Linked DNA regions of Homo sapiens: region 1 is linked to region 2. Evidence: chromatin contacts called from ENCODE POLR2A ChIA-PET data. All regions are on one chromosome and are shown on one strand. The core of a region is the stretch at or near the end of the contact, and the rest is flanking DNA. Distances in the headings are between cores, read along the strand shown.

Evidence for each region. ChIA-PET counts read pairs that join two places held with the same protein, here RNA polymerase II (POLR2A).
Region 1: POLR2A ChIA-PET joins it to region 2 with 12 read pairs in AG04450. The contact joins two enhancer-like sites. POLR2A ChIA-PET finds 5 or more read pairs at or near these places in 2 of 52 experiments (AG04450 and activated T-cell).

What each region holds. Positions count from the first base shown.
Region 1 is chr13:51,713,345-51,717,376 of GRCh38, reverse strand. All of the region lies in intron 4 of WDFY2 (WD repeat and FYVE domain containing 2), which reads right to left. Among named protein-coding and RNA genes, the nearest start is that of DHRS12, 89 kb to the left of the region's middle. Within about 2 kb of position 2,621, at least 5 of the 41 ENCODE cell types and tissues checked have a DNase peak (open chromatin) inside an H3K27ac peak, as active enhancers do.
Region 2 is chr13:51,518,654-51,523,212 of GRCh38, reverse strand. No RefSeq gene overlaps it. Among named protein-coding and RNA genes, the nearest start is that of MIR4703, 32 kb to the left of the region's middle. Within about 2 kb of position 2,597, at least 3 of the 41 ENCODE cell types and tissues checked have a DNase peak (open chromatin) inside an H3K27ac peak, as active enhancers do.

The sequences.
Region 1 (4,032 bases), core at 1,372-3,871, 190 kb before region 2:
CCTATTCTCCCTGATGTCAAAGTTGGTTCTCTCTCTCAGTGTCAGGCTACCTATGACTACCAGAAAACAAAAACAAACAAAAAAAACCCCAAAACTCAGATCACATACTTCTGTTTAAGGTGAAAAAGATTCTTTTATTGAAAAAAAATTTCAAAGATACATAACTTATCACTAAGCTTCAGAAATTCATAAGAAAAAACATGGGTTTGATGTCTGGCTATACTTCTTTAACAGGAGTGGTGAGGGGGACATCTTTCTTGCCTTGATCCTGATCTTAGAGGGAAAGCATCTCTTTTCTCACCATTAAGGATGATGTTAGCTGCAGGGTTTCCATAGATATTTCTTTATTGAAGAAGCTCCCCTCTAGTCCTAGTTTGCTGGGAATATTTTGTAATGAACTGGATTTTACCAAATGCTTTCCCACATTAATTAATATAATAACATGATTTTTCTTCTTTAACCTGTTGACGTAATGGATTACATTGATTTTTGAATGCTGAACCTGCTTTGCCTATCTGGAATAAATCCCACTAGGTCATGCTGTGTAATTCTTTTTAATATATGGTTGGGGTCAATTTGCTAGTTTTTTTTTTTTTTTTCATGAGAGATATTGGTCTGCAGTTTTCTTTCTTGTAGTGCCTTTGGTTTTGGGATCACTTGTTGATTTTTTTTTTTTTTTTTTTTGAGACGGAGTCTCGCTCTGTCGCCCAGGCTGGAGTGCAGTGGCGGGATCTCGGCTCACTGCAAGCTCCGCCTCCCGGGTTCACGCCATTCTCCTGCCTCAGCCTCCCAAGTAGCTGGGACTACAGGCGCCCGCCACTACGCCCGGCTAATTTTTTTGTATTTTTAGTAGAGACGGGGTTTCACCGTTTTAGCCGGGATGGTCTCGATCTCCTGACCTCGTGATCCGCCCGCCTCGGCCTCCCAAAGTGCTGGGATTACAGGCGTGAGCCACCGCGCCCGGCCCACTTGTTGATTTTTAAAATTTTGTATTGAGATAAAATTCACATAACACAAAATTCACCACTTTAAACATTTTATAGTGTATAATTCACTGTTTATTAGTTACTCACAATGTTGTGCATCATCACTATTATCTATTTCCAGAACATTTCCATCATCCCAAAATGAAACTCTATATTCCCAACTCCCACTTCCCTCATCCTCGGAAAACACTAATCTATTATCTTTCTCTGTGAATTCCCTCCTATTCCTGACACTTCATATAAATGTAATCATACAATACATGGCCTTTTGTGTGCGGCTTTTTTCTCTTAGCATAAGTTTCCAAGGTTCAACCATTTTGTAGCATGTACTTCATTACTAAATGGCTAAATAACTCACTGTATATATATATATCACATTTTGTTTATCCATTCATCACTGATGGACATTGAGGTTATTTCCATTTTTTTGGCCATTATGAATAACGTTGTTATGAAGAGGTACATATGAGTTTTTGTGTGAATACTGTCATGCTCCACATAACGATGCTTCAGTCAGTGATGGAAACTGTGGCACCATAAGATTATAATGGGGCTGAAAGGGCGTGGCTGTTCTAGCACAATGCATTACTCACCTGTCTGTGGTGATGCTGGTGAAAACAAACCCACTGTGCTGCCAGTCATTTAAAGTACAGCACCTACAATAATGTTACTTGATAATGATACTAAATGACCCATGTTACTGGTTTATGTATTTACTATACTATGCTTTTAAAATCAGTATTTTAGAGTGTACTCCTTCTATTTATATATATATTTTAAAATGTTAACTGTAAACTGTAAAACAGCCTCATGCAGGTCCTGCAGGAAGTATCCAGAGGAAGGCATTGTTATGATAGGAGGTGACAGGTCCATGGGTGTTATGGCCCCGAAGACCTTCCAGTGGGACGAGCTGTGGAGATGGAAGACAGTGATACTGATGATCCTGACCCTAAGTAGGCCTAGGCTAATGCGTGTGTTTGTGTCTTAGTTTTTAACAAAAATGTTTAAAAAGTAAAACAAAAATATTAAAAATTTAAAAAACCAAAAAACCTAGAGAATAAAGGTATGAAGAAAAAATATTTTGTACAGTTGTGTTTGTGTTTTAAGCTGTTATTACAAAAAAGTTGAAAAGCTGAAAAAATTAAAAAGTTTATAAAGTAAAAATAGAGTACACTAGGTTTATTATTGAAAAAATATTTTTAATAGCCTAAGTGTACAGTGTTTATGAAGTCTACAGTAGTGTACAGTAATGTCCAAGGCCTTCACATTCACTCACTACTCACTCACTGACTCACCCAGAGCAATTTCCAGTTCTGCAAGCTCCATTCATGGTAAGTGCCCTATCCAGGCATACCATAACATTTTTTAAATCTTTTGCAGCAAATTTTTACTGTACCTTTTCTATTTTTAGATATGTTTATTGTAACAAATACCATTGTGCTACAACTGCCTACAGTATTCATAACAGTAACACACTGTACAGGTGTGCAAGCCTAGGGAGCAACAGGCTATACCCTCTAGCCCAGGCATGTAGTAAGCAATCCCATCTAGGTGTGTAAGTACATTCTCTCACATTCACACAACACTGAAATCGCCTAACAATGCATTTCTCAGAATGTGTCACTGTCATTAAGCAACACATGACTATATATGCCTTCAGTTCTGTTGGGTACATAACTAGGAGTGAAAATGCTGTGTCACAACGTAACTTTATATTTAACTCTTTGAGGAACTACCAAACTGTTTTTCAAAGTGGCTACATTTTACATTCCCACCAACACTGTTAAGAGGGTTCCAGGCCTGGGTGCAGTGGCTCACACCTGTAATCCCAGCAATTTGGGAGGCCGAGGCAGGTGGATCACCTAAGGTCAGGAGTTCAAGACTAGCCTGGCCAACATGGTGAAACCCCATCTCTACTAAAACATACAAAAATTAGCCGGGCATGGTGGCAAGCGCCTGTAATTCCAGCTACTTGGGAGGCTGAGGCAGGAGAATCACTTGAACCCAAGAGGCAGAGGTTGCGGTGAGCCAAGATCACACCACTGCACTCCAGCCTGGGCGACAAGAACGAAACTCTCTATCAAAAAACAAAACAAAACAAAACAAAAAAACAAAAACAAAAAGAGGGTTCCAATTTCTCCACATCCTTGTCAACACTGCTTTCCTTTTTTTTTTTTGAAAGGAATTAATATTTATTGGACCATTAAACTATGTTTCAGATACTTCACTAAGTAATCCACATATGTTATCTTTTAATTTTTTACTGTATTAAAATATACATAACAAAAAATTTACAACTGAAGTATACAGTTCTGTGGCATTAAGTACATTCACACTGTTGTATAACCATCACCACCTTTCACTCTCTAGAACTTTCTCACCTTCCCAAACTGAAACTCTTTACCCACTAACTCGCCATTTCCCCCTCTCCTGGGCCTTGGTAATCACCATTTGCCTTTCTGTCTCTATGAATTTGATTACCATAAGTATCTCATATATAAGGGGAATCCTTCAGTATTTCTCCTTTTTTTTTTTTTTTTTTTTGAGATGGAATCTTGCTCTGTCACCCAGGCTGGAATGCAGTGGTGCAATCTCAGCTCACTGCAACCTCCACCTCCTGGGTTCAAGCAATTCCCTTGCATCAGCCTCCCAAGCAGCTGGGATTACAGGCGCACACCACCACGCAGGCTAATTTTTATATTTTAGTAGAGGCTGGTCTTGAACTTCTGGCCTCAGGTGATCCACCCGCCTTGGCCTCCTGAAGTGCCGGGATTACAGGCGTGAGCCACTACGCCTGGCCTTGTCCTTTTCTTGATTGGCTTATTTCACTTAGCATATGTCTTCAAGGTTCATTTGCATGTGTCAGAACTTCCTACCCTTTTAAGGTTGAATAATATTCCACTGTATGTATACACCAAACTTATTTATTCATTCATGTGTTGATGGGCATTTAGGTTGCCTCCACCTTTGGGCTATTGTAAACAATGCTGCTATGAACATGGGTGTACATATATCTGCTTGAGCCTCTGCTTTCATTTCTTCTGGG
Region 2 (4,559 bases), core at 1,348-3,847:
AATGGGCACGAGGGATCTTACTGAGGGATGAAAATGATCAAAAGCTGATTTATGGTGTGTGGTTGCACAACCTGGTAAATTCACTAAGAACAAAAAACAAATCATTCAGGCCGGGCTTGGTGGCTCATGCCTGTAATCCCAGCACTTTGGGAGGCCAAGGCAGGCAGATCACCTGAGGTCAGGAGTTCGAGACCAGCCTGGCCATCCACCTGAGGTCAGGAGTTCAAGATCATCTTTTGGTAGAGATAGTGAAATCCCATCTCTACCAAAAAAATAAAAAACTCAAAAAACAAAAAGCACAAAACAAAAATTAGCCAGGTGTGTGGTGGCATGTGCCTGTAATCCCAGCTACTCAGGAGGCTGAGGCATGAGAATTGCTTGAACCTGGGAGGCAGAGGTTGCAGTGAGCCGAGATCGTGTCGCTGCACTCCAGCCTGGGTGACAGAGCAAGACTTATTTCAAAATAATAATAATAATAATAATAAGTGAAGGCCGGGTGTGGTGGCTCATGCCTGTAATCCCAGCACTTTGGGAGGCTGAGGTGGGCAGATCACGAGGTCAGGAGATTGAGACCATCCTGGTCAACATGGTGAAACCCCGTCTCTACTAAAATACAAAAAATTAGCCAAGCATGGTGGTATGTTCCTGTAGCCCCAGCTACTTGGGAGGCTAAGGCAGGGGAATCACTTGAATCCGGGAGGTGGAGGTTGCAGTGAGCAGAGATTATGCCACTGCACTCCAGCCTGGCGACAGAGCAAGACTCCATCTCAAAATAAATAAATAAATCGTTCAACTGTACACACTTGAGATGGGTAAATTATATGATATGCAAAATATACATCAATACAGTTATATAAAAAGCAGGGTGTACAATAGTGTATTTAATATGCTACCATTTAAATGAAAAAGTGGGAAACCAAAAAGAAAGGCAAAAAAGACTGAACTTTAATGAAAAGGTATGCAAAAAAATAAATGCTTTCAGTATCTCCGGGCTTAGTATTAACGTGCCAAAATATGAGCACAGGTCCTGGGGGTGGTAGCCTAGGGGGAGAAGGGCAATGAAGGATATCTGTACTGCTGGTCTCCACGGGTGCTGCGCTGGAGGCTTTGGTGGGATGCCTCTCTCTCAACATACTGTGGACTGTACATGAAGCTGTCCTGCAGGCAATTTGATTTCATGTGTGATCCAGCTAAAGCTCTATATGCCACATCAGCAAATGGGAAGGGGGCAGGAGCATACTTGGGTATCATCAGGTGGGCAGCATTAGCGTACGAGGGCTGAGGGGCAGGCCTTTGACAAGGTCAGGCGTTGGGGGTGAAATAACCTCCCCAGAAGGACATTATTCTGAGGGGCGCACAGCCGTATAAAAACATGTTCAGACAATGCCATTAGGGGAGCATGGCTGTCCACAGCAAACTGGACAGGAAAAAGAAGCAGTAACCCATGCTGTCCTTGGTGATCTTCTCTCCAGAGACTTCTGCCTGGAGTTTGGTGACCTGGCCTTGGAAGACATTGTAGAGAGAAGTGCCCAAGGGGTGAGTTTGGGGAAGAGATGTGCCAGTATAAGAATTCAGGTTTGATGATTATTATTTGTAGACGTTGAATTTATTTCACATTTTTGTTTCATGGAGCACAAACATGTTCCCTTTTAAAAAGTCACTGGTAAAGGATTGGAACAATTTACCCTGACTGTATACTGGAGACCCCAGGCACAGATCTACTGAACGACCTGGCCAGAGTCAAGGCCATTCACTAAGGACAGGACCAAAGTCATCATTACTGAAAGTTTTGTGAAAATATCTTTTTGTTTTCTTTTCAAATATTCATATATGTTCACTATTACTTTGAAAAAAAAAAAAAGCCAGATTAGTCCCTTAGAGTCCCTGGACTCTGGCCTTCTTTATTATACTTTGTTTTCAGCCAATTCTAACTTGCTAAGAGGCCAACCCTGATTTCATATGGTATTTACCTTCCTATAAACTGCAGGAACAGACTAAAATTTAGTACTGATTATTTTTAAAGGCTATTTTTTTCAGTTTATAAACCTAAAGGCTGTATTTTAGTGATAAGTAATGAATTGAATAGTGTTCCCCCCAAAATTCATGCTCATCCAGAACTTTCAGTGTCACCTTATTGGGAAATATCACCTTTGCAGATATAATTAATTAAGATGAGGTCACACTGGATTAGGATGGGCTTTAAATCCAATGACTGGTGTCTTTATAAGAGAGAGGAGTGGGAGATTGAGACCCAGAGATACAGAAACACACACAGGGGGAAAAAAAAAGGCTATATGAAGATGGAGGCAGAGCTTGGAACGATGTAGCCACAAGCCAAGGATTGCCAGCCGCCACCAGAACCTGGGAGAGAGGCATGGAGCAGATTCTCAGGCAGAGGCTCCAGAAGAAATCAGCCCTGCAGACACCTGGATTTCAGACTTGCAGCCTCCAGAAATATGAGCTCATACATTTCTGTTGTTTTAAGCCACCAGCTTGTGGCAGTTTGTTTTGGCAGCCCTAGGACACCCACACAGCACACATTTCAAAGTTGCCTTTACTTGAGCAACCCTGCACACCCAGCAGCCTGAGAGACTGTGTTGAAATGTGGAGCAGATCGTGCTGCAGCTCTGCTCAGAGAAGGGGAGTCGATGGAATGGTATGAATGCTGCATGATCTATGCCACCCCCTGCCCTCTCTTACTTCCTTTCGTGTCTTTTTTGCCACACATGCCTTTTTGATATTTTCCCAGCACACCTCATGCCCTTTGCTTTTGTGTTCATTCTGGAATGTTCTTTTGGTGATATACAGACAGCTCCCTAGCTCACCTCACCCAGCACCTATTTAATAAGACTTTCCCTAACCTCTCTATTTAACATCACCACCAGTATCCCTTAGGACCCTTGCAGCTTAATTTTTCTCCTTAGCACTTGTCACTGTCTAGTAGATTATATATTTTACTTATTTATTTCATGGATTGTCTGTCCTCCCCAACAGACAGGGATTTGAGTCTGTTCTGTTCACTACTATATCCCCAGCACCTATGTGCCTGCCACATAGCTGACGCTCAATAAATATTTGTTGGATGAGTGAATGCATACATCGTTGTGCAATTGTACTTTTATGTTTATCTATGACATGCCTAATTTCTGGATACCTTGCATAGGAATAGCTTCCAGAGCTAGCATTAGAACTTATGCTACTGTTTTGGATCCTTGACTTCCCTCCAAAGCTGGACATTTGGCAGCCCAGAGCAAAGAGCATCTGGTGTTCCTAGTACCCATGCTGTGTGCCAACAGAATTAGTATGGTTCTTGGAGGTTGGTGGATTAGTCTGCTTAGGCAAAAAAAAAAAAAAAAAAAAAACACCACAAACTGAGTGGCTTAAACAGCAGAAATGTATTATCCCACAGTTCCGGAGGCTGGAAGTCTGAGATCACAGTGTCAGCCTGGGTGGGTACTAGGGAGGGCCTCTTCCAGGTTGCAGTTGGCCACTTTCCCCCTGTGTCCTCACATGGGGGAGAGAGAGCAAATTCTATGATGTCTCTTCTTAGAAGGGCATTAAGCCCATCAGGAGGACTGTACTTCATGATATCATCTAACCCTAATTACCTCCCAAAGGCCCCATCTCCAAATATCATCACATAGGGGGTTAGGGCTTCAACCTGTAGAATTTTGGGATGGGGGACATAATTCAGTCCTCAGCAGTTAAGTTTCCTGAAACCATCAGTGTCACATCCAGTAATATGGGGCTAAGTAGGCCTTTGTGCAGTAATATCTTCTCTAACAAAAATGAATATAGAATTTTAAATACTAAATTCTTTGGAGTAATATAGGCTATATCTCATTCATATATTGACAACCACCTGAATACAGAAACATATCAATCGTTGATGACATATATGCAGAACCTGTATACACTGAATTATTTACCTCCCACTCTGCATGTTGTGGTGAGTGGTTTAACATGCAACCTAGGGTAGGTTGGAGACACAAATGAATCTCCCTTCTCCTTTCCCTCTAAGATGCTCTAATCTTAAGAATGTGTGCTGTTAACAAGGACAGCACCACAGGTTCTGTATCTCTCAAGTGTCCCTCCAGCATGCCCCAGTGTGAAGCCTTCCTACTCCACAGCAGATGTCTCAGCTGTGTGTCACCCGTTCAGGATGGCTGGGTAGGAGGGTGTGGATGAAGTCACTGCCAATCGTCCCTGCTATGAGAACAACCTAAAACACATGCCCTCCAGACTGTGGGTTAATCATATGCATTTCCTCATAATAATGAAAAGTGGCTTTCGAGGCAGGAAATCAGCTTGGCATCATCAAGTTACGTGACCGTGGGCAAGTCATTTATCCTCTCTGGGACTTGGTTTTCTCAAATTTGTCGGGTCAGCTTCCTTCTAAATTAATATTAAATTGTGACAATGGCCTGTTTTTGTGAAGTGAGGAAAAATAACATATAACCCACAAAGCAGAGAAAAGGGAAGGGCCAAGATGGATTACAATGCACTCATTTTGGAGAAAAAGGCAGATTGAGGGGCAGACCCCATTGCATCTGGCTGGA